Regions from separate parts of the Mus musculus genome. Here region 1 is linked to region 2. Evidence: chromatin loops called from intact Hi-C (ENCODE). Cell type or tissue: left cerebral cortex. All regions are shown on one strand. Each heading gives the region's core, and the rest is flanking DNA. Links, peaks and the distances in the headings are about the cores only.

Region 1 (10,592 bases), core at 2,201-6,200, 94 kb after region 2:
GTTATTTTTAGAGACAGAGTATGTATTCCAGGGACAGCCTGGAACTTACTATGTAGCCAAGAATGACCTTGGGCTCACAATCCTCTCCGACCTCCTAAACCCAGAGCTGGATAAGCAAGGCAGGGTACTCTCTCAACTGAGCTCTATCCCAGTCCTAGCTGGGACTCCTTAATTCTTAACTCCTTGGAAACTGTTGAAAAGGAAGGGGACTCTCAGGGCATCCTCATAGAGTAGGGGACTTGAGGAGACTTGAGTAGATTTCAAACACGTCAGCAGTAATGACTTCAGAAAACTACTATAAGGCTGTTAGTAAGTCTGTCTCCTTGGATACGGTAGTAACCAGTAAAGATAATCTCACACTAAAATATTCAGATATATACTTAAAGAATTTTCTGATCATCAGATTTACAAATAAGTAAATGAAATGGTTTGCTTCATTCTGGTGAAAATGGAGATCTTGCTAGGAAAGTGGAATCTTTATATCAGAGAATGCATATAAAAGAAATGCTATTTTAGAAAGGCCCCAAGCTCTCGATTTTTATGCATTACAAATCATAACAATTTCCAGTGACCTACTTTAATGGGTGCATGGAAGCTGGGGCACTTTCCCCTAGGCTTCTTGTGCCTTTTTTTTTTTTTAAATATATACCACTGTTTTGTAGTTCTTGCTCTTAAGATTTCACTGTGTCCTGAAAATACCTTCAAGGGCCAAAGGGAAGAAGAAAAAGTAACAGAAGAAATTGAAACATTAACTTCAAGGAAGGAAAAATAAGAAACAGTGAAGCCTGTCACTGGGAATACGAGAGAAAATTGGATTGGAGGAGTCTCTGCCAGGCTGGACTGGCAACAGCTTTCATTAGGCATAGGACAGACAGACAGAAAATGTCAGCAATTGATCAGAATAATGTCACATGGCACAGACGTTTTAAGATGTAAACAAACGTCTGACCTTACGGTTAATGTTGACTAAGTTTCTTGAGTATCAGAGTTGCTAAGTGGGTAATGTTTAACGAAATCAATCTGCCATGACTAGCATGCCTACTAAGAGAGGTGGAGAGTTAGAAGAGAAACGAAGCTGGTTCATTTTCTTAGAGCCAGCCATAAGAAGGGATCTGCAGGAGTTTTTAACTTTACTGTGGGGAGAAGTTGCTAGGATCCTTGCCAAATGTTTTAGGGCCCTTTCCCAGAGATTGAAAGTCATTGGCCGTAGGGCAGGGCTTCTAATCATAGTATTAGTCTCTGCAGAGAGAGGGGCTCCTTCTGTTCTGAACATACCGAGACACACTGTGCATGGAGGGTTTGGTAGCAATCCATGCCCTTGACTAACAGCAATTAGGACTTATCTCCCAACTGTTTTCACACATTGCCAAAGGTCCCCAGGGACAAAGTAAGTCCCTTCCTTTGAAGAATACCTGTCCCCAGTAAAGCCTAGAGACTTGTATGCCTGCTAAGAAAGATCTCCCTTCTAACTCAGGTTAAAATTTTAACTCTCAGTGCCTCCAAACATGGCACTATTTGGGAACATAGTAGCTTCAGATTTAGCTAAAATAAGCCATACTGGGATTCAGTGGTGCTTACACCAGTATGACTGATAACCTCTTAAAAAATAAAAAATTGGATGACAGGAATATCAAATACATATTAGAGTCCATGCCCTGTATGTATTTCTAGTACTTGGAAGGCTGAGACAGGATGATAATAAGTTCATATTCAGACTGGGCTACATAAGACCCCCCCCCCCCCGCCCACACACACACACACACACACATGCACATCCACACACAACGTATTGGAATTAAGCTGCTGAAGTCTAGTAGCTGGAGTGCAGCCACAGAAGCATGGCCTGCACGGCCTGCATGGCTGCATGGCCTGGGGCAGATCCTTCCCTAGTCTTAGAGAAAGAACCTCTGACTAGTCCCTTTATCTCAGACTTAACTTCCTATAACTGGACACAGACATCTTTCTCTTAAAACAGTCTGTGATAATTTGTTACACTAGCCCTAGGAATTAAGTACATTGAGAATAAACAAATCATTGGCCAGAATTCAGTATGGGACAATATCTGAAGCATGATCAAAGAGAAACAACAAAGGTGATTATTGTCACCAATTCCCAACTTATCTGACATAAAACATACACCCAAATAAATTAATAATGATCAGTCTTAGAAAATCTGTGTATATAATGTGTTTGTGTGTTTACAGTGTTAGAGATGAAACCCAAGCACCCTGGTGCTTTAGGCAAGCACTCTACTGCTAAACTATGTTCTCCGCCCCGAGATCAACATTATGTCCTTTGTTACTATTACAAAGAATGCAAATAATCATTTATGGCTCACTTCCAAGTGTCAGTGGCTATTATACATACTGAGATGCCTGAAAGACAGATACTATGTAAAATTATGCCAGGATTCATAGAGCAGGAAATACTGAAGGCCAAAATGCACTGACTCCGATCACACTGTCGCTTTAAGAGAGTGTTGACTGTTCCAGATTACAAAGACGCTATTTAGTGTACAGCAAGTAGGACCATGTGTCCGGCAGGCCAGTCATGTGCCTGTCCCAAGTGGGCAGTTCATATTCTCTCACTGCCAGAAGGAGCTCAGTAATCCAGGTCCCTAATAGTGTCATTTGCAACAAAAGTAATGTGCTATCAAAGAGAAAAGCTGGACGGCAAATGCCAGTTTCTCTAAGACACATAATCATACTAGCTGACAGCTCAGTTTCTACTTCCTCCTTTTGTGAAACAACAACAAAAAAGAAACGTCTCCTGGCCACAAGATCTTATTTTTTAAAAGTAATGAAGACCCCCCTCCCAATTTCTATTTCCTACCCGCTAACACATTAAAGAAGGGTAGGAAGCATTGTCAAAGAGCTCCAAGAAATGGCTACAAATTAAGCGGGATGATCAAAGTCAGGTCTAGACTGTGTAAGCGCCCTCTATAAACCAGTATAAGCATTAATCTGGAAACCTTTACCTAACTCGATTATGTGTATACTTTATAGACCTTTGGATATAATCTCACCAAATCCCCTCATCTTCAATCAAGGAAACTTCCCAGCATGTGCTTCAGAGTCATATGAAGAAGTGGAGCCCAGCTTAAATCACATTTGACCTAAACAACTGCCTGCCTCCTAGGGGCAAGGTGGGTGGATGACTGGGCTTGGCTCCTGGGTTAAAAGGCCCCAGGGGGTAGAGATAGGGACTAACAATTCCCCAAGCTACTTTTCTTTGTCCAAAGAAGTCGAGACATCAGGAACTGATACCAGAGGGGGACAAAAAGTAGAAGTGAACACGCATTTTATGGCACACCGATAATATCTCTTTCACCTTTTTTTTTTTTTTTTTTTTTTTTAAACACACTCACTGAATGCTCACCCAAAGCAGGCCAATAGAGGGGCTAGTTGTTCAGGCCCTCCTCTGACTTATCCCTTCTTCCTCCATTCTTCTCACCCCTCCACCTCCAAGGTAAGAGCCTGATGCTCAACTACTGCCGCGGGGTTCCCACAACACGCAGCTCCAGTCTAGGCTAGTTGCCTAGAAGTCAGTGTGACGCTGAGAACTCTAATCGCCACGTCGGATCTCTGGAGAAGGTAGGGCAGGTGGAAGAGGAAGGAGGGAACCAGTTCCTGGACAGTGGAAAAAAAAGGGCGAAGCGAGGGTGTGAGGCTCGGGAGGGAGCGCGCGCTCGATAAGTAACAGGAGGAGCGGTCCCCGCCGCCCCGCTCTCCCGGATCACCTTGCGCTGACCTAGTTGAGCCGAGAAGGAAGGAGGGGGCGGTTGAGGAAAAGAGCTATGAGGTGGGCGGGGCCCTGTCCGGGGGCGGAGCCTCAGAGCGGGATCTTCCCGGGAGCTCGCCTGTGATTCGCTCAGGCATCAGAGCCGGAAGCGGCCGGGAGGCGTTGGCGGCAGCGCACGTGGTGACGTGCGAGGGAGTGCGGCGCGAGCGCGCGCGGCGGCGGCGGCGGTGGCAGTGTGTTCGGGACGCGCGTGGAGGTCGGTCAGTCGCTCGGAGGTGCTGGGCGCGTCGTGGCGGCGAGCGAGTTCCCGCGAGTACCCACTGGTCTTCCTCAGCCCGCAGCCTCCCGCCCGGTCGCCCCGAGCCCCTTCCAGCGCCTTCCGCCTGCAGCCCGTCGAAGCTCTGGAGATGAATTTCGCCATCTCTTCAGAGATGACCCAGGTAACGCGCTGTACGCGGGCGCCGCGGGAGGGAGAGGGCGGGGTGGGAAGATGGTGGTGGTGCGGAGCGTCCCGCTGTCCCGGGAGACACGGGCATCGCGGGGCTCCGCATTCGGCTCGGTTGCCGGCTGGCGGGGGAAGAGCGCGGTGGTCCCGGACCTTCCTCCGCCGGGGCGGGGATCGTCAGGCTTCCGCGCTGGGTGACGGAGGGTCCCCGGGACCTGGCCCGGCGGAGGACTAGGAGGGATGACCCGCCGGATGAGAGCGGCGGCCACCGAGGACTGTAGACATCGTTTCCCGCTGTCAGGAGCGAGGTGCCGGCTGCGGTTTGGGGCTCTCCGGGCTAAGACTCCCCGCGGCCGGCGCGTGGGGACACAGAGCCGCCCTCAGAGCGCATCGGTTCCAGGGGTTAGGCGTGGGGTGGCACGGAGTCCCTGGTCGCCGTGGACCACGGGGTCCTTTGTTCGAGCTCCACGTTGCCCGCTTTTCTTGCCAAGCGCGGGGAAAAGGAGGCGGGAGGAGCGAGGGAGCGGCTGCCCTGACGTGTCAGCTCTGAGTGACTGCGCCGCCGGCCAATCGCGGCCAATCGCGGCCGGGGGTGTGCGGGTGCCTCGCTGTACCCGCCGAGAGCGCGCCCCAGGCCTTGCAGCGCGGGGTCCCCGGCGCGCCGGGGCACAGGCTCCATGTTCTCTGAAAGAAATAGGTGGAGAGCAGGCTTTTCGTCCGATCACCTTTTTTTTTTTTTTTCTATTTTTGGGTAAAGGACCTCGTTGATAAGACACCGGGGAGTGTCAGAGTGGAGATTAACGTAAGGAAATCTGTACACACACACACACAAATTTGAGAAATATTTCCGCCTTTCCCTCAATAAGTTGCAGATAAATGATTCCGGAGAGCAAACATTTCGATCAAAAAGAAGTCGGACGGCCTAAAAGGCAACGTTTTGTTTAATGTCTGTCAGTAGTGGAGGTTAGAACACCCAGATATCAAGTTCTTAGGAGTTTTGTTGTGGTCTCCTGTTTTGGCAATACACCATAGCTCTGGAAGTAAGAGCACACAAGCCGCACGGACTAAATCACCTTAGCCATATTTTCTTTAATTTTAACACCAGTGGTTGACTTAGGAAAAAAATAACTAAGAAAATAGTTTCAGGTTGAATCCTGCTAAGTCTTTAATATCTTTAAAATGTTAAAGGACTTATTTGTAAGCCTGGATGTAAACATTGACTGGGTAGAACTGGATTGAAACCAATATGCTGTAATGCCACCTAGCAGGCATTATATCAAACCCACACTTTGGTGGCTTCCTTGCAGGGAGGCCTGGGGTGGCTTTCTTTTGATTTCCTAATTAGTGAAATCTTGAGTTAATTAATAGATTCCCATTTCTGTAGCCTTTGTCTTAATTTATAGTTGCCTTCTAACTTTGTCTTTTCCAAAGACAGCATTTCACGCTTTATTTTAGTTATTGGTGGGAGGTTGACCTTGTTTTTGCATTTCTTGTTTGGATGTTTTAAGTGCCATATAAATTTAGTTTTTCAAAAAAGTTTCTTGACTGTCTTGGCCAGTGATATTAATGTGACTTACCCCAGAGGGTTTTTTGTTGTTTTTGTTCGTTTGTTTGGTTGGGTTTTTGTTTGTTTGTTTTTGTTTTCTAGCTTTTTAGCAGTTTGATGGTATAGTCAGATGCTGCAGGTAGGAATTTTTGAAGGTTGAGCATATTCCTACCTTCTGTTGGTGTTAAAAGTATTATTGGAGTGATTTCTGGTTCAGTTACCACTGTGTTAATGTTTCTAGCCCTGTAACAGTACTCTTTACACTTCTGATGTCAGCCTGGATATCCAAAAGTACCTCAGCATTAGAACATCCCAGTCTTGCTTCTTTTTTCTTTCTTATTCTAAAAGTGGCATGTTGATAGTGGTGCGCCCATGTTAAGATGCCTTCAGCCCTCACTCAGCGCCTTAGTTGAAGACCAAGTCAGCATGGGTGTGTCTAATCTTCATTAAATGTCTCCATGTTCTTTCCAGGCATGCCCCCACCACACCTTCTCTAACACCCTTTTGTCAAACCTTCATCTGGTCTCCATACTTAGCATTGTTTAAACCTTAAAATAAGTTGGTAATTTCCGCTTCACCGTGTACCATGTGCATCCTGCAGTCTACCTTCTATTGAAACCAAAACAGCCACAGTTTCTGGACTCTGTGCTGCCATGTCTTATCTTCCTCTTTGCCTGAGCCGGTTTCTCTGCTTTATCCGCCTCTACGGTATCTAAGGCTGCAGAAACTGAGCTAACTCCATTTTGTTCTAAGTTTTTTTATTCCAGTATGTGTCTGCCATGTTTAGAATCACAAGTGTCTGTAGCTTGTGGTTAAGTGTTTGCTTGATATGCTTGAGCCCCTGGGTTTAGTCCAACACTGGGGAGGGAATTCTTAAATTACTAAGTGATTGACTTCTTTGGAAAAAATTACCTTGAAACTTAAATATTTGTGGTTTACCTTAGCAATGTTTGAAAATGTGATGTTTCCTTTTGCTTAGCAGAGGGTGGGAAATGATACGCTGTTCTCACAGCTCTGTAAGACCCGCTGGATTATATTTCACTTAGGCTAATCTTCTGGGCTATAGTAACTCTTGAATACCAAATAGTAAGTCCCCTGTCTTCCATTTCTTCTACCAACCACACTAAGGAACTGAAATGTCTTTAGCAGTATATATTCATTTTCACACCAGTTTCAGTGTTAAAAATGGATTGGCTCAAACAGTATTTTAAATACAAAAAGTACATTTTATATTCTTATATGACTTAGGGATGTTTGAGCCTTGGTCTGGCTTTTGAAAGATAAAATTTCCCCCATTTTAAAATATCATTAGTTACTGTGCATAAGTTTTATATATGAAATAAGAAACATGAAATTTGAGAATACTTTAAGTTTTTAAAAAAATTTTATGTAGTGTGGCTATTTTGTCCAGAAGGCATCTGATATACCCAAGCTTATCTTAATGAAAGTAAACATGAACTTTTAAAAACAAGTTTGTATTAATTTAAAGGTCATTTGGACTTGGCTAGCTTTTTAGAGTTGTAACAATGGGTAGGTATTACTGATAAAGGCGAAATTCATATTAAAATCTTTGCTAGACAGTCTCATGTAGCCTCAGTCAGCCTTGAAACTTACTATGTAACTCAAGTGGGCTTTGAACTCTTAATCTTCCCATCTCACTCCTAAGTGCTAGGGATATTGGCTTGTGTGCCCATTTCATATGTTAAAATTGTAGTAAGCAGAAAGTCAGATATTAAATAAAAAGACCTTATTTCTCAAAATTGAAAGCAGTATTGTAGTGTACATATTGTACAAGTGCATATGCCAGAATTACCCCAAACAGTCTCTACAAAGTTTTTCTCTTAAAGACTATAGTAATTTTACTCCTACCCCAATAAATCTAAGTTAGAGCATCCAAGCTATCAAAATAATAAATATTTCACCTTCTAAAGGACCAGGTTTCAATTTTTTTTTTAAGATTTATTTATTTATTATATGTAAGTACGCTGTAGGTGTCTTCACACACTCCAGAAGAGGGCGTCAGATCTTGTTACAGATGGTTGTGAGCCACCATGTGGTTGCTGGGATTTGAACTCTGGACCTTCGGAAGAACAGTCGGGTGCTCTAACCCACTGAGCCATCTCACCAGCCCCAGGTTTCAATTTTTAGCATCATGTAGCTGGTCACACTGTAACTCCAATTCCAGCATATTCATTGCCTCCTTTTGGCCTCCGAGGGCACTGCATACATGATAAACAGACATGTACAGGCAGAACTCAAGTTTAGAATGTTTATAAATCTCCAGTATGGTCTCTGTATGTACATGGTATGGGATTACCTGTTTTCAGAGAACATTTGTTTTGTTAAAACTAGTTTTGTAAGAAAAGATAAGAAATTATAAAGCAGAAGAAATCAACATCATAGCAGTGTAATAGAGTTGATACAGTTTTTGTTTTTAAGATGGTCATGCAACACAGGCTGCCCTTTAAAATGACCAAGGCAGAGGATCGGCCTGGAAGCTGAGCACAGAACAGCAGTTCTGGACAATTGTGCGTGACTTCAGAGAGGTTCTGAGTGTGGGGCCCGGGGAACTGGCGAAGGCTCCACAGCTAAAGGAGTTCACCTGTCAGGAGTCGCCTTAAGGATTTTCCAGCTAGAAAGGCAGCATGAAACAAGGGCAGGGTTAAATGCCAAGCACACCTTGGGCAGTGGGGTATCTGGCTTATAGCATATATGTGTCTGGGAGGAGTGCCCAAAGGTGCTTTCCTGGCTCCTAGAGCAAACATCGGGTGTTTTCATGGTAGCTGGAATCTAATAGTAAATACTTTTACAGTTAATATTTATATTTGTCCTTTACTTCCTAGGCTAGTATATCCTTCTTTAATAATAAGAAAGGATTTTTTTAAAGAAATCACTGAGTACTTGTATGTTAAATAAAAAGGAGTTGTTAATAGTTTGTTTTCTTAATGTAATGTGAATATTTTTTGCCTTTTACCTCAAAGAATAACTTATTTTATATGACCTATTCTACCTACATGAATGGCAGACTGATTCTTCCAAATATCTAACTTAGATATGCTATTTTTACAGATTATGATGCATGATTATCACAGAAGAAATTCATGTCTATAGCTTTTAAGGACTTGATTACATCATTTTCAAGCCTGCTAGTTTTGGAACCACCATTAAAGCCTAAGACATCTCCCTTCAGTCAGCCACCTTTCTTCACACTGTAACGAAGTGCTTTGTTTCAACACTCCTTCTTTGTCTTTGGATCATTTGCGTTCTCAGTGACACATTTCTCTTCAGTAATTGTTGGTAAGTGAATATTCTGCATATTTAGCAGTAACTTTGTTTGGGGTGTGAGCTGGCTCAGTGAGAAGAGGCACTTTTCTGCAGAAGCCTGGCAACGCACATTTGATCCTTGGGAACACTGGTAGAAGGAAGAATTAAACAAAGTTGCCTCTGACTTCCACACACCCTAGGGCTGGGGCATGCTTCCCCAACTTAATAATAAATACCATTTTTTTAAAGACACGGGTTTTCTGAAAACTGTACTGAGTATAGACTCTATCTCAATGTTTAAATGGTCAGAGAGATCCTAACCATTTGGCTATGAAAACTTTCTTTTTAACAGTGTGTGGGGTGGGGGAAGGGGCGGTCTTTCCTTTTTCCTTGTGGGTCCTTGGGTCTTGAACTCAAGTCCTCAGGCAAGGTGGTAAGTACACGACCTGTTTAGTGCCCATCTTGCAGGCACCTAACAAGCATCTTTATCATTTTTAAAAATTTTTTAATTAAAATTTGATTTTTTTCTTTCCTCCTTTAGTATTCCTTTTTGTGTATTCTGACTTTTAAGTTACTTTAAACTGAATCTCTTACTCTTACTCATTTAGTATAAGTTACTGGTTTATAAGTTAAGTTAAAAACTTGTTTTGAGAACAATAGGCTGGAGATGTAGCTCAGTGGTTGTGTTTACCTAGCATATTTGAAGCCCTTGGTTCTGTTCCCAGTGTTGTATATAGGAAATGGTGTCTTTACAAAGAATTTTAGTTTTCCAGGGCTGGGAGTATGTGCCTCTGATAAGGAAGGGGGATTGAGTTCAGGGCCAGTCTCAGCTGGGTTCTGAATTGAAGGCCAGACTGGGCTATATGAGATGTCTCAAGTGAACATTGGTTTAATTTTGAGAGTAACGGATGGACAGCAGCCAAATCCCTACATGCCTCTCTTAAGCCGCTTGCTGTATAGGTTTGGAAAGAGAAAGATTTCATTTTCCTTCCTTCCGGAGGAATGCGTGTTTGACCTGGAAACCAGGTTTAGGTTGTTGAGATGCTCACTACTGGGTGATGGTTACAAAGTCATAGGATCAAAGTCAGGCTGAGGTCATCCGTATCCTGGACCAGTGTTGTTTGAGCTAGGATTTTGTGCAATAAATGTTTTGGTGTGTTGGTAGGATAGAATTTGGGTATGTTTGAAAAATACATAACATTCTTTTTTGAAACAATGGTTTACTGTGTACTGTGATTGTCCTTGACTTTACTGTCTTGTGTATGACCAGGCAGGCCTCAAACTCAGGAATCTACCCGCCTCTTTCCCAAGTGCTGAGATTAAAGGTGTGACTCACCATACCCTGCTTGAAAAATTTTAAGAACTATTTACATGTAAAATAACTTAGCTTTCTTTTTTTTTTCTGTTTAGCCAAATTTATAAGGAAAAATGATTCCCAATGGATATTTGATGTTTGAAGATGAAAATTTTATTGAATCATCTGTTGCCAAATTAAATGCCTTGAGGAAGAGTGGGCAGTTCTGTGATGTTCGACTTCAGGTATTTAAAACTTAATTCATGACCTTTTGTTACTAAAAAAGTAAACTCATAAAACCA
Region 2 (10,592 bases), core at 3,987-7,986:
AATGTCCTTTCATTCACGCTCAAGCCAAAATGTTGATAAATCAGAACACCAGAGTTACCGTCACATCTTGCTAAAGCCAGGGGCGACGAAGCAGGGGCACTTTAGTGGAGGAGTGGGCAGAAATACATCCTGCTGCACTGCACTGTGTCCAGGCTCTTCTGTTCTGTGGGTTCTCCGTGTATTTCCTTCCCAGATTGCACCACATCCCTTTCATTCAAAGCTGAAACTTCTGATCAAAATGTTGCAAGCATTCAGAGATCAAAAGAAGGTTCGCAGTGGCTCAACCATCCAGCAGTAATGCAACCCCCACAATCCCGTGTCCCCAGCACAGAGTGGAACACTTGGAAACGGAGGTTTCATCGAGGAACCGTCACACTCCACCACTTCCGGTAAGCTTAGTCGCTCTTTGGGCTGGCCCAGAGAGAAGCTGTGAGGGAGAGAACTGACCATCTGAGTATCCCTCACCCCCACCCCGCCTTTGTTGTCCTTCATGAGAATCCTCCCCAGACGCTGTATCCCACATGATCAGCTTAACAACAGCATCGTAGGAATCTGCTTTTCCCGTTTTGTCAATGAGACTGTTGAAGATGGGGGAAAGGCTTCAGGGGCTGGTAAAATGGTTTAGAGCATAAAGGGGCCTGCTACCAATGCTACCAAGCCTGCCAGCCTGAGTTCCATCCCTGGAACACACATACATGATAGGAGGAAAGACCAATCCCTGGAAGTTGTCCTCTGACCTCCACGTGTGCACACACACACACAAGCACACTCACACAGACACACCAATGGTAATAATGTAAAAAAAAAAAAAAAGGTTTTTACATACTGTATAAATTAAACAGTACAGGAATTTGTTTTCTTGCCCCTACCCCCACCCCTCATCTTGTCATGCAGCCCAGAGTGGCCTGGAACTCTGGCTTCCACTCCCTCAGCCTCCTGAGTGTTTCAATCGAACCTTTGCCCTGAGCAGCTTTTCTGCTGTGAAGACGTCCACTCAGTGATCTCTTTTGTTGCCAAGGTCTCCTTTTCTTCCAACTCCCCTTGACTTTGCAGTCTGCCTCTCCAAAGCTAGCCACATTCTGAACTACTGGTATGAATAATGACTATGCAAGACACAGACCAAGGTAAGGAAGATGGCCTCCATTATCATCAGATGGCAAACCATGCAGTCAGGTGCATGGGGACTCTGAGCAGCAGGCCCTGAGTAGGGCCCAACCTAGTGACTCATCTGCTGTTCCCCCAGGCCCAGGGAGAGCATATGGTGTTAGCTGCTATGGCAGGCATTGCCTGGGTTTCCTATCTGAAGCAGGCACACAGTAACTTTTCCTTTGTTTTAGTAACACCACCACCAACAGTAACTACACAGCTTACTGGATACTGACTCTCTCATGTTGTCATTATCTAAGACAGAGAGAAACAGTAGCACAGAAGCGTTAGTTTACTAAGGTCACACAGTCAAGCAAGAGGAAAACCTAGTATTTGAACTGAGAACTTGGACTGTGGAGCACTCGGCTTGTCCCTGTTTTGACCTGTCTTTGGGAGGCAGCATGGTTTGGCTCCACCACTCTCGGGGCCCGAGCTCCGTTGTGACGAGGGCAGGTTAATCTCTCTGCACTCGGTTGCCTCCTATTCAAAATAGAGATAAGCCATGAAAATTCTAACCAAAGTAACATGGATCCTGGTTCTGTTTCTTTTTCTTCTTGAAGGGCTAGGACTAAAGCTACATCAGCCTGTGCTAATGAAATTCTCTTGAAAATAAGTCTTGCGTCAAGAGTGTGCATTAATTGGTACTTCTAATTTAAAATTATCCTTGGGGAGGGGCCCTAAAGAGATGACCCAGCAGTTAAAAGCACTCACTGCGGGCTGGTGAGATGGCTCAGTGGGTAAGAGCACCCGACTGCTCTTCCAAAGGTCTGAAGTTCAAATCCCAGCAACCACATGGTGGCTCACAACCATCTGTAACAAGATCTGACGCCCTCTTCTGGAGTGTCTGAAGACAGCTACAGTGTACTTACATATAATAAATAAATCTTAAAAAAAAAAAAAAGCACTCACTGCCCATCCAGAAGGCCCAATTCTAATCTCCAGAACCCACAATGGACAGCTCACACGCCTGCAACTGCAGCTCCAGGGAATGGAACACCCTCTTATGGCTTTTGCAGGAACCCGCAGACACGTGGCATACACACACAGACAAAGACACGTGAAAAGAAAAAAAAAGGACTTAAAAAAGAAGCAGGGGAGCTATACTTCTGCTTTGTCCTGCAGCAAAAGCCTAACTCAAAAGCTCATTTTCACCGCCTCTCAAAAAATATCCCTACTGATTGCTTATTGACATCCCATCTTCATTGACCCCTGTTGCCGAAGTATCTCAGTCCCTTCGGCAGACTTGATGGGTAACTTGAAATTCATGCTTAGTTTCTTGTTCAGGCATATAGCAACAGTTCTCATGAATTGGTCCTTGTTAAAGTTCCCAGAGGCCTTAAGGTATAGGTGGTCCCATCAAAACTGTATTTCTTGGTTTTTCTGCAGGGAGTCTTCTTAGGCTGGGCTGGGAATGTTCCTAGCTGATTGGCAGGAAATAACATTCTACCTCATTCAGTACTTTTCAAGAGATGTTGCTTCTTTGCCTGGGCTGTGAGTGCTATACTAATCCTTTCCATCGCCACACGGCATTTTCCTTCTGAACCTAACCCCATGCTCTGTGCTGGTTACATTTGGCTCAAGTGCACAGTCTCTGAATACTTATAGTGACCACCATACAACTGTTTTCTATCTGTCTGGTCAGCAGACTTTCATTTGTGGCAATGCAAAAAGAAAAGGAAAAAAATATGAGCCCAATCCAGACTCCATACAAGTGAGCTTCAATTACCAGGATCTAGGAGGCGCTGGTTGTTCCAGACTGGTGTGGACTCATTACCTCTGTTTGAAATGCATTTGTGGTTAAAAAAAGCTTCCCTTACTTGAGGATTATTTGCTAAAGCTGTGAGACCCGCCAGCCTTGAGAAACCCCTCTTTCTCTAGGTAAAGGACGAAAGGAAGACGGAAGGCATTCCTAGCCTGTGTGAGTTTTTATTCTGCTCACAGATGAATAAACAAGACTTGGGGTTGGCTCTATAATTGTCCACTAAAATAATTGTCCGAAGGGGGATGTCTTAGTTAGGGTTTTACTGCTGTGAACAGACACCATGACCAGGACATTTAACTGGGGCTGGCTTACAGGTTCAGTCCATTATCATCAAGGTGGGAACATGGCAGCATCCAGGCAGGCATGGTGCCGGAGGAGCTGAGAGTTCTACATCTTCATCTGAAGGCTACTAGCAGAATACTGGCTTCCAGGAAGCTAGGATGGGGGCCTTAAAGCCCACACCCACAGTGACACACCTACTCCAACAGGGCCACACCTTCTAATAGTGTCACTTTCTGGGTGGTGCACATAAAAACCACAACAGGGGATACTAAAGAAAGACTTGAAAGTATGCGTCCCAGGTGTTTATGTTATACTAACCATAGGGTAATGGTAATCTCGGCCACGTTCTCAGAAGCTTCTATTTGCAGTTCATGCTGAGACTCATAACTGGTCCTGAGAATGAGTGACAGCTAAATGCTTACCCTTAAGCAGGACATCTAGATCACTCTTTCCAGGGGCCAGGAAACACTACAGTGGACTGAATGGGAAGAAGATAAAAGTCAGAGGGTGAGGAGGAGCGATGTGAGACACTGTCTCTAGAACATAGCATGGATATTTCACACATAGCAGCTGCCGTTGCCTGTACGAGACAGGCCTTTCAGCATCCTGCGTTGAATGGGGACAGGTACATGAGACACTACACTTATTCTCTGAAGAGCTATGCTATGGGCAGCTAGTAGCTGCTGAGGAATAAGAAGCCTCTTTCTTCAGTAGTGTAGCCGCTGGTAAGTTACTCATCCTCCTCCAGTAAGTAGCGCCCATCCACGTTCATGCAAGCAGCCCTAATGAAATGTGTGACTCCGTGTGTCACACAGACACAAAATGACTGTAGGACTTGTTGAGAAATGGGGGGGGGGGGGGGTATTGGGAAGGGTGTGAGTGAAGAGTAAAGGAGGTGGAGAGGGGTAAAATGACTAAAATTATATGTGTGTAGGAAACTGTTCAAAAATTAGAACAGTTTATGATGGTCATTTTTTTTAAGGAACCTGAAAATGTAAGACCTTTAGGGAAGGGAAAGAGGCTCGGGGAAGCAGGTAGAAAGAGGAAGGGGACAGAGCATGGAAATGGGGGGGAACAGGATCAGGTCACAATGAATGCATGCATGGAAACATTGTGGTGAAGTCCCATTAATTTGTACAATTAACATACAGTAATCATTGTAATTTTTAAAAGGTTTGTAAGCCAAGTGGTAGGGGTACATGCCTTTAATGGCAGCATCCAGGAGGCAAAAGCAGGCAGATCTCCAAATTTATGGCGAGTGTGATGTACAGAGCCAGGATAGCCAGGGCTACACAGAAAAACCCTGTTCAGAAAATAAAAAGTCTATAAACCTGATGTACTATGGAAACAAAATATCCAGCTTGAAACATGAGACTGAAACAATACATTCTTTTTAAAATAATAGCTGTGAGGCTAGAGAGATGCCCCCATGGTTAAGAGCAAGTACTGCCTGTGGAGAAAACCCAAGTTCAGTTTCCCAGCACCCAAGTCTGGCAATTCCTAACCACCTGTACCAGTGCCTCCACACATCCTTCTTCTGGGTTCTCCTGAACTCTGAAGCACCTGAACACATGTGAACACACACACAGACACACACACAGAGATAAAAAATTTAGAAATACTTTTTAAAAAGAGTAAAAATAATTATCATAAGCAGTGCATAATGGTACACACTTATAATAGCAGCATTTGGTAGAAGGAGGAAAAGGACTTCAAACTCAAGGTCAGCCTATACTACATAGCAAGAAATGTTAATAACTTGATAAACATAATGATCTAAAAGAAATGATAGTAATTTGGGGAGGGGCTCCTCAAAACGTAGAATTATGTTAAGTAAGCCCCTCCAGTAAGTCCACCAGTGAATCCATAAACCTGTCTGTGAATTAGATCCTCGGGGTCGTCCTGTTGTGTAAGAACAATGTTAGACCAATAGAAAACCCACTGCAAAAAAAAAAAAAAAAAAAAAAGAAAGAAAGAAAACCCACTGCAGACAGCTCCAGTGGCTAATCAATGTAGGCTTTTTATGGTGAAGACAGGCTTTGAACCCAGGCTCTGTCTAGCTCTTGAGGCCAGCTGCTTAAGCCTCTGTCTGCTGACTTCTAGAAACTGTAATGTTTGTTGGTAAAGTCTAGCCTAGACATGCGGTTTCAAGAAACAGATTCTTTCAAGATCTCAAGACAAACATTTGTTAAATTAAAAACATTAAGGAAGCTGAAGTCCAACAAACTCCTCGCGGCAGGGGACAGGGGACAGGTCCCGGCTTTTGCTGACTCTTACCTTAAAGCCCTGGTTCTAAGTATTTAGTGTTCGGGTCTCTCATGTTGGTTCCTTCTGAAGCTACTCATTTATATAGGAGTCCTTGTTAAATGAAGTAGGATTCCTTAAAACTCCTCGAATTCAGTCGTCCTTGCTCCATCCCGGAAGTTGCCTTACTCATCGAAATTGCCCTATGGAGGGTTCAATATGGCCATATATTCTTCACAGCTCCTACCTTAAGTAGGTGGCGTCTATTTTCCCACCTCCTTGGATCTGGGGTGACTTTGAGAGTTATGGGATCACGGGATATAGCAGAAGCAGCATCACGTGACTCCCCACCCCTCCACCCTAGAAGCCCTGCTGCTTCTGCTTTCACTCCCGGTGGAAAGAAAAGAACCTCGCACAGCTGCGACAGGAGCAAAGCCATCTGTGACCCGACAGCCAGCAACCGCAAACAGTTGCAGACCAGAGATGAGTCACGAACCATCCTTCTGAGCTCTGACTGAACTGCCAAACCGAAGAACAGTGACCAACAGATGGCTGTCCTTTTCAGCCAGTAAGTTTGGAGGAGGTTTGTAACATAGTACAGCCCTAACACATGCCGGTTCATCTTTCCTTCCCAGAGTGCCCACTACACACTTGTTAACTGCGATCCAAAAATCACTCCCCAGGAAGCTTTCCCGGATGGAAAAAGGCAGCCTCCTACACAAAGTTAGCCTCCCTCAAAGCACAGAAGGGGGGCCCTGTCTAACATGGTTCTGAGGGCACAGAGACCCCTCCTTCTCCTCCAGCTCTCTCTTGCGCGCGCTCTCTCTCTCTCTCTCTCACACACACACACACACACACACAGAGTCTTCCCCATGCGGAGATGCTCAGGACTTTTCAAAGCCCAGTTACTTACAAAATAACACAAATGTCTGTATCATTTAGGTTTCTATTGTTGTGGTAAATACCATGACCAAAAGCAATTGCGGAGGAAAGGATTTATCTCACTGTACAGCTTACAGTCCATAATGAAGGCAAGTCAGGGCAGGAACCTGAAGGTAAGAACTGAGGCGGAAGCCATAGAGGAGTGCTGCTTGCTCCTCGAGGCCTGCTTTCTTAACCTGCTTTCTTATACAATCCTGGACAACCTGCCAAGGGGTGGCACTGGCTTGAGCCTAGGACACCAATCACGAATCAAGAAAACGCCCCCACAAGCTTACCTACAGGCCGGTATAGTGGAGACATTTTCTCAGCTGTTTCTCTTCTCCCAGAAAGCTCTAGCTTGTACCAAGTTAGCAAAAACTAACCAGTACAATGCCCGTTAAAATTTTAAGAGTCACTCACAGAGAGAACAAGCTGTGTCAATTTAGGCTCAGGTCCCTTGACCCAGTCCGTGGGTCAGTCAACAGGGTCTGCAAGAGAGCATGGGGGCTGAGGGGTAAGAGACACGAAGAATAGAAACAAAACAGGTGATCAAAGATCAAGTCTCGTTTATTAGCAGGCAACTATGGGTATATATGCACTCGCTGGGGAGTGCAGCTGGAGACACTTAACCACAGGTCCTGGATGCAGAGGGGAAAACCAAGATGTTATCAGTGTGTTCAGCTGTGGTGGGCTTTTCGCTAAAACATCATGCTAGGAAGACAAGTCTCTCGTCAGGGTGGAAAAGTACCACCTGTAAGTAAATAGCCCGAGATGGCTGCAGAGATGATAGCCGCTTTCCGTTAGGAGTCGGCTCCCAACAGTCCCTCTCATAGGAGGGACAACACTTCACATTTTAAAGAGCCATAGAATTCCATAATGCAAGTCATTGTGCAATGACTCAAAGAGACAGCAACAGCGTCTTTCTTCTCCAGGGTGGTGAATAACGTGAGACTGAAGGTAAAAGCAAACATTGCTGTCCTGCTAAATGAATATAGAAAAGCCGTGCTTCCTAACAACTCATAGACTCTGCTCTACTCACAGATCAGGGCTTTGCTCAGCCATCATCAAAGGGGCTTCCTCCTCAGCAGACGGGAACAAATACAGAGACCCATAATGTCTCTGCCAGACATTAGGCAGAGAGTGAGAGAGCAGGGAACACTCTGCTCCAGAACAGACCCCTTCATCTAATCCCTTTTCCCGGGACCCCAGCAACTCTGCAGAGGAGGAGACAGAAAGAATGCAAGAGCCAGAGAGAATGGAGGACACCACAGAACCAAGGCCTACTAGGCCCAATAAGGCCAGTGCAGAAACAAACTCACAGAGACTGCGGCAGCGTGCACGGGGAATGCACAGGTTTGTGCCAGGTGGAGCTCTATTGCTGAGAGCGCAAGTAGACACGCTCCTCACCCTAACCCAGAAGCTATCTCTGATTAATAGCCACTTGCAAATGAAAAATTTGTTTTTTCCAAGGAAGTCTCACTGAGGAAACAAACCACTCTTAAGGGCAGGCTACAGGCACCTTTAGGGCTTTTTTTAAACTCATAATGTTAAGTTAGGGCTTTTTTTTTTTTAACTTTATAGGTCCTTTGCTTCCTGGTTGGAACTTTTTAGTGTGTGTGTGTGTCTGTGTGTGTCTGTGTGTATGCACGTCTTTGTGCATGTATGTGTGTCTGTGTCTCTGTGTGTGTATATGCATGTGTCTTTGTGTATATGTGTATTTGTCTCTCTGTATGTGTCTTTGTATGTGTGTGCACGTGCACACTTATATGCATTTCTTGAGCTTTTACTTTGGCTCTTTTTCTTGCTTGATTGTTTTGCTATATTCTGATTTGTTTGTTTTTTATGTAACTTGCTGTATTTTATTTTACTATTATTTCTTAGAGCCCTGCTCGTTTGGGGTTTTTCCCCTAAGGAGAGAGAAAGGAAGTGTGTTGCTCTGGATGGGAGGGGGTTCGTGGGGAAACTGAGAGGAGTAGGAGGAGGGGAAATTATAATCAGAATATATTTTACAAAAAAAAATAAACATTTCAATAAATGAAAAAAAAAAGGATCTTTTTGTGGGGAAAGTGAAGTGTCCTTATGTGGTTTATATGGTGTCACGTGCCCTGTTGGACCTGATCTGCAGTTGCTATTTCATACCACGGCATGAGCGTTTCTTTAATTAGAAGCTGTCATTCCTTGGACTCCCTCCTCCTGTAGCTATGTGTTTAGATTGTCTAAGAAAACAGAGGTATCTCAAGCAAATATCAGCTCCTCGCATCTTAGTATGAATGGATTTAGATAATTTTTTTGTTTGCTTGGTTTTTTTTTGTTTTTGTCTTTTGAGACAGGATTTCTCTGTATAGCCCTGGCTGTCCTGGAACTCACTTTGTAGACCAGGCTGGCCTCGAACTCAGAAATCTGCCTACCTCTGCCTCCGGAGTGCTGGGACTAAAGGCGTGCGCCACCACATCCGGCTAGATAATTTTTTCTCAAGTAAAAAATAACAAAAGTGAATAAGGAAAAGGCCCTACTCAAAATAAATTAAAAAAAAAAAAGACCAGTGAACACTGAGCTTAACAAAATATGCTGAGGTTTTGAATAATCATATAGAATATGGTGATGCGAGAGACTGAGAAGTTAGTTCTGGAGGGAGCTCGCAAAAGCTTTGCAAACAGTGCATGGTCAGAGATCTGGGTACTCCTTGGTAGCCTGTCAGTTCGCTGACTTCTAACTTTTCAGATATTAAGACTGATTCTGAAAACATTTGCAACATGGAGACAAAGTTCCTGTACTCTCTCCATCTGGAACAGAGCAGTTCTGCCAAGTGGAAACCAGGCTGGCCACACCTTGGATGGGCAACTGCTGAGGGTTTCCTGGCCACTGCAGGTTTTGGGGAGGGGGAGCCTGGAGTGCCTAGACCGGCAAGGATGGGGCAAGAAAGTATGAGCACGAAAGGCCAGAAGAAGCCTGGCATCATCTCTGTCTCCCAGGGACCAGCCCTGCTGCTCCTGGATCCATCAAAGCCTCGCTGTGCATTCCCATGCTACATGCAACACAGCATACCAATGCCTCTCTCCCGGGCTCACCTCTCCCTCCAGTAAGTTCCTGAAGCCACCCACAGTCGGGGTACTAGAGAGCAGCGCAGAGAGTAGATTGCCAACAAGCCAAAATAAAAATGCCCCCAAATCAAAACACAAACCAAAACAGCCTTGAAGTCATTGCCCCAGAGATATCTTAAAAGCTTGAAGCCTGGATTACAGTCCTAACTTTATAGTACCCTTGACCTTGCTACTGTGTGTGTATTGCATCCAAAACTAGAATGCACTTCCAGGGCTGAGGACGCCACTGGTGGCGAGCATTTCTTTGTCATGTACAAAGCCCTAGGCTCAGTTCCCAGCACCATGAAATGACGGAAGAAAAGAAGAGAGAGAATTCGAATGGACAGAAAGAATCAACCAGGTCTGGGTGTGAGAGGAGGAAGTTCTCGCCAAGGGATCGGAGATATTTGAAAGCCAGCAAAAAGAGGAGTGGGATAGACCACTGAATTGACAGTGTGACACTAACTAGAGTCCTCTGTTCATTCTTCTAGTGACTTGTATTGTTCAACCATCTTCCTGTTAAGGTTTTATGTACTTAAGGATGGTTCTACTTTGTTTGTTTTTGGGTTTTGTTTTGTTTTGTTTTTGTTTTTGTTTTGGTTTGGTTTGGCTTTTTTGAGACATGGTTTCTCTGTATAGCCGTGACTGTCATGGAACGCACTTTGTAGACCAGGCTGGCCTCGAACTCAGAAATCCACCTGCCTCTGCCTCCCGAGTGCTGGAATTAAAGGCATGTGCCACCACGCCCAGCTTGGTTCTACTTTTTAGCAGTACATTCTTCCCACAGGACTTGGAAGAGCACATCCGAGATCACCCAAGGGACCTTTGAGATGGTCAGAGAAAAGACTCCACCCCAGGCTTACACCCTCATCTCACCACACATAAAGTTGCAGTGTGCGAAACACAACTCCTCCAGTGAGGTCTTCATCAAAGCAGCCAAGACATTGGAACCAGCAGAAACGGACGGACGTTCTGTAGGGATTTCAAAAGGCTGAACAGGAAGAACCAGAGAGAGGTGCAGGGCTTGACACTGCCCCAGGCATTTGGCATTAAGCTGTGTACATTAGAGATTATGGCAGAGACCTTCAAGAAGCATGCAGAGTGGAATTGAAAACCCGGTCACCTGACACTTGCACTGCTAAAGGGAAGAAGAAATG

The links. Peaks named below come from ENCODE experiments on the same cell type or tissue, not always from the same donor. Only the 100,000 strongest peaks of a DNase experiment are listed, where the experiment ranks them.
Region 1: it touches region 2 in a loop (6-fold over the local background); 8 of 42 quality-filtered maps call a loop at or near these places.

Annotation. Positions count from the first base shown.
Region 1 is chr1:151,340,575-151,351,166 of GRCm38, forward strand. Ivns1abp (influenza virus NS1A binding protein) reads left to right here and starts at 3,924. Exons shown (of 15, transcript NM_054102.2): 1 at 3,924-4,181; 2 at 8,802-9,029; 3 at 10,407-10,535. The coding sequence starts at 10,425. It also overlaps the pseudogene Gm10138. In left cerebral cortex, for the core only: a CTCF peak has its summit at 3,151; DNase peaks (open chromatin) are centred at 2,547, 3,861, 4,231, 4,730 and 1 more place; H3K4me3 peaks cover 3,269 bases; H3K27ac peaks cover 3,161 bases.
Region 2 is chr1:151,245,092-151,255,683 of GRCm38, forward strand. It overlaps Gm46162 (a long non-coding RNA gene), which reads right to left and starts at 6,233. Exons shown (of 2, transcript XR_001779479.2): 1 at 5,468-6,233. In left cerebral cortex, for the core only: no CTCF peak of the experiment used is centred there; DNase peaks (open chromatin) are centred at 5,940 and 6,541; H3K4me3 peaks cover 452 bases; H3K27ac peaks cover 538 bases.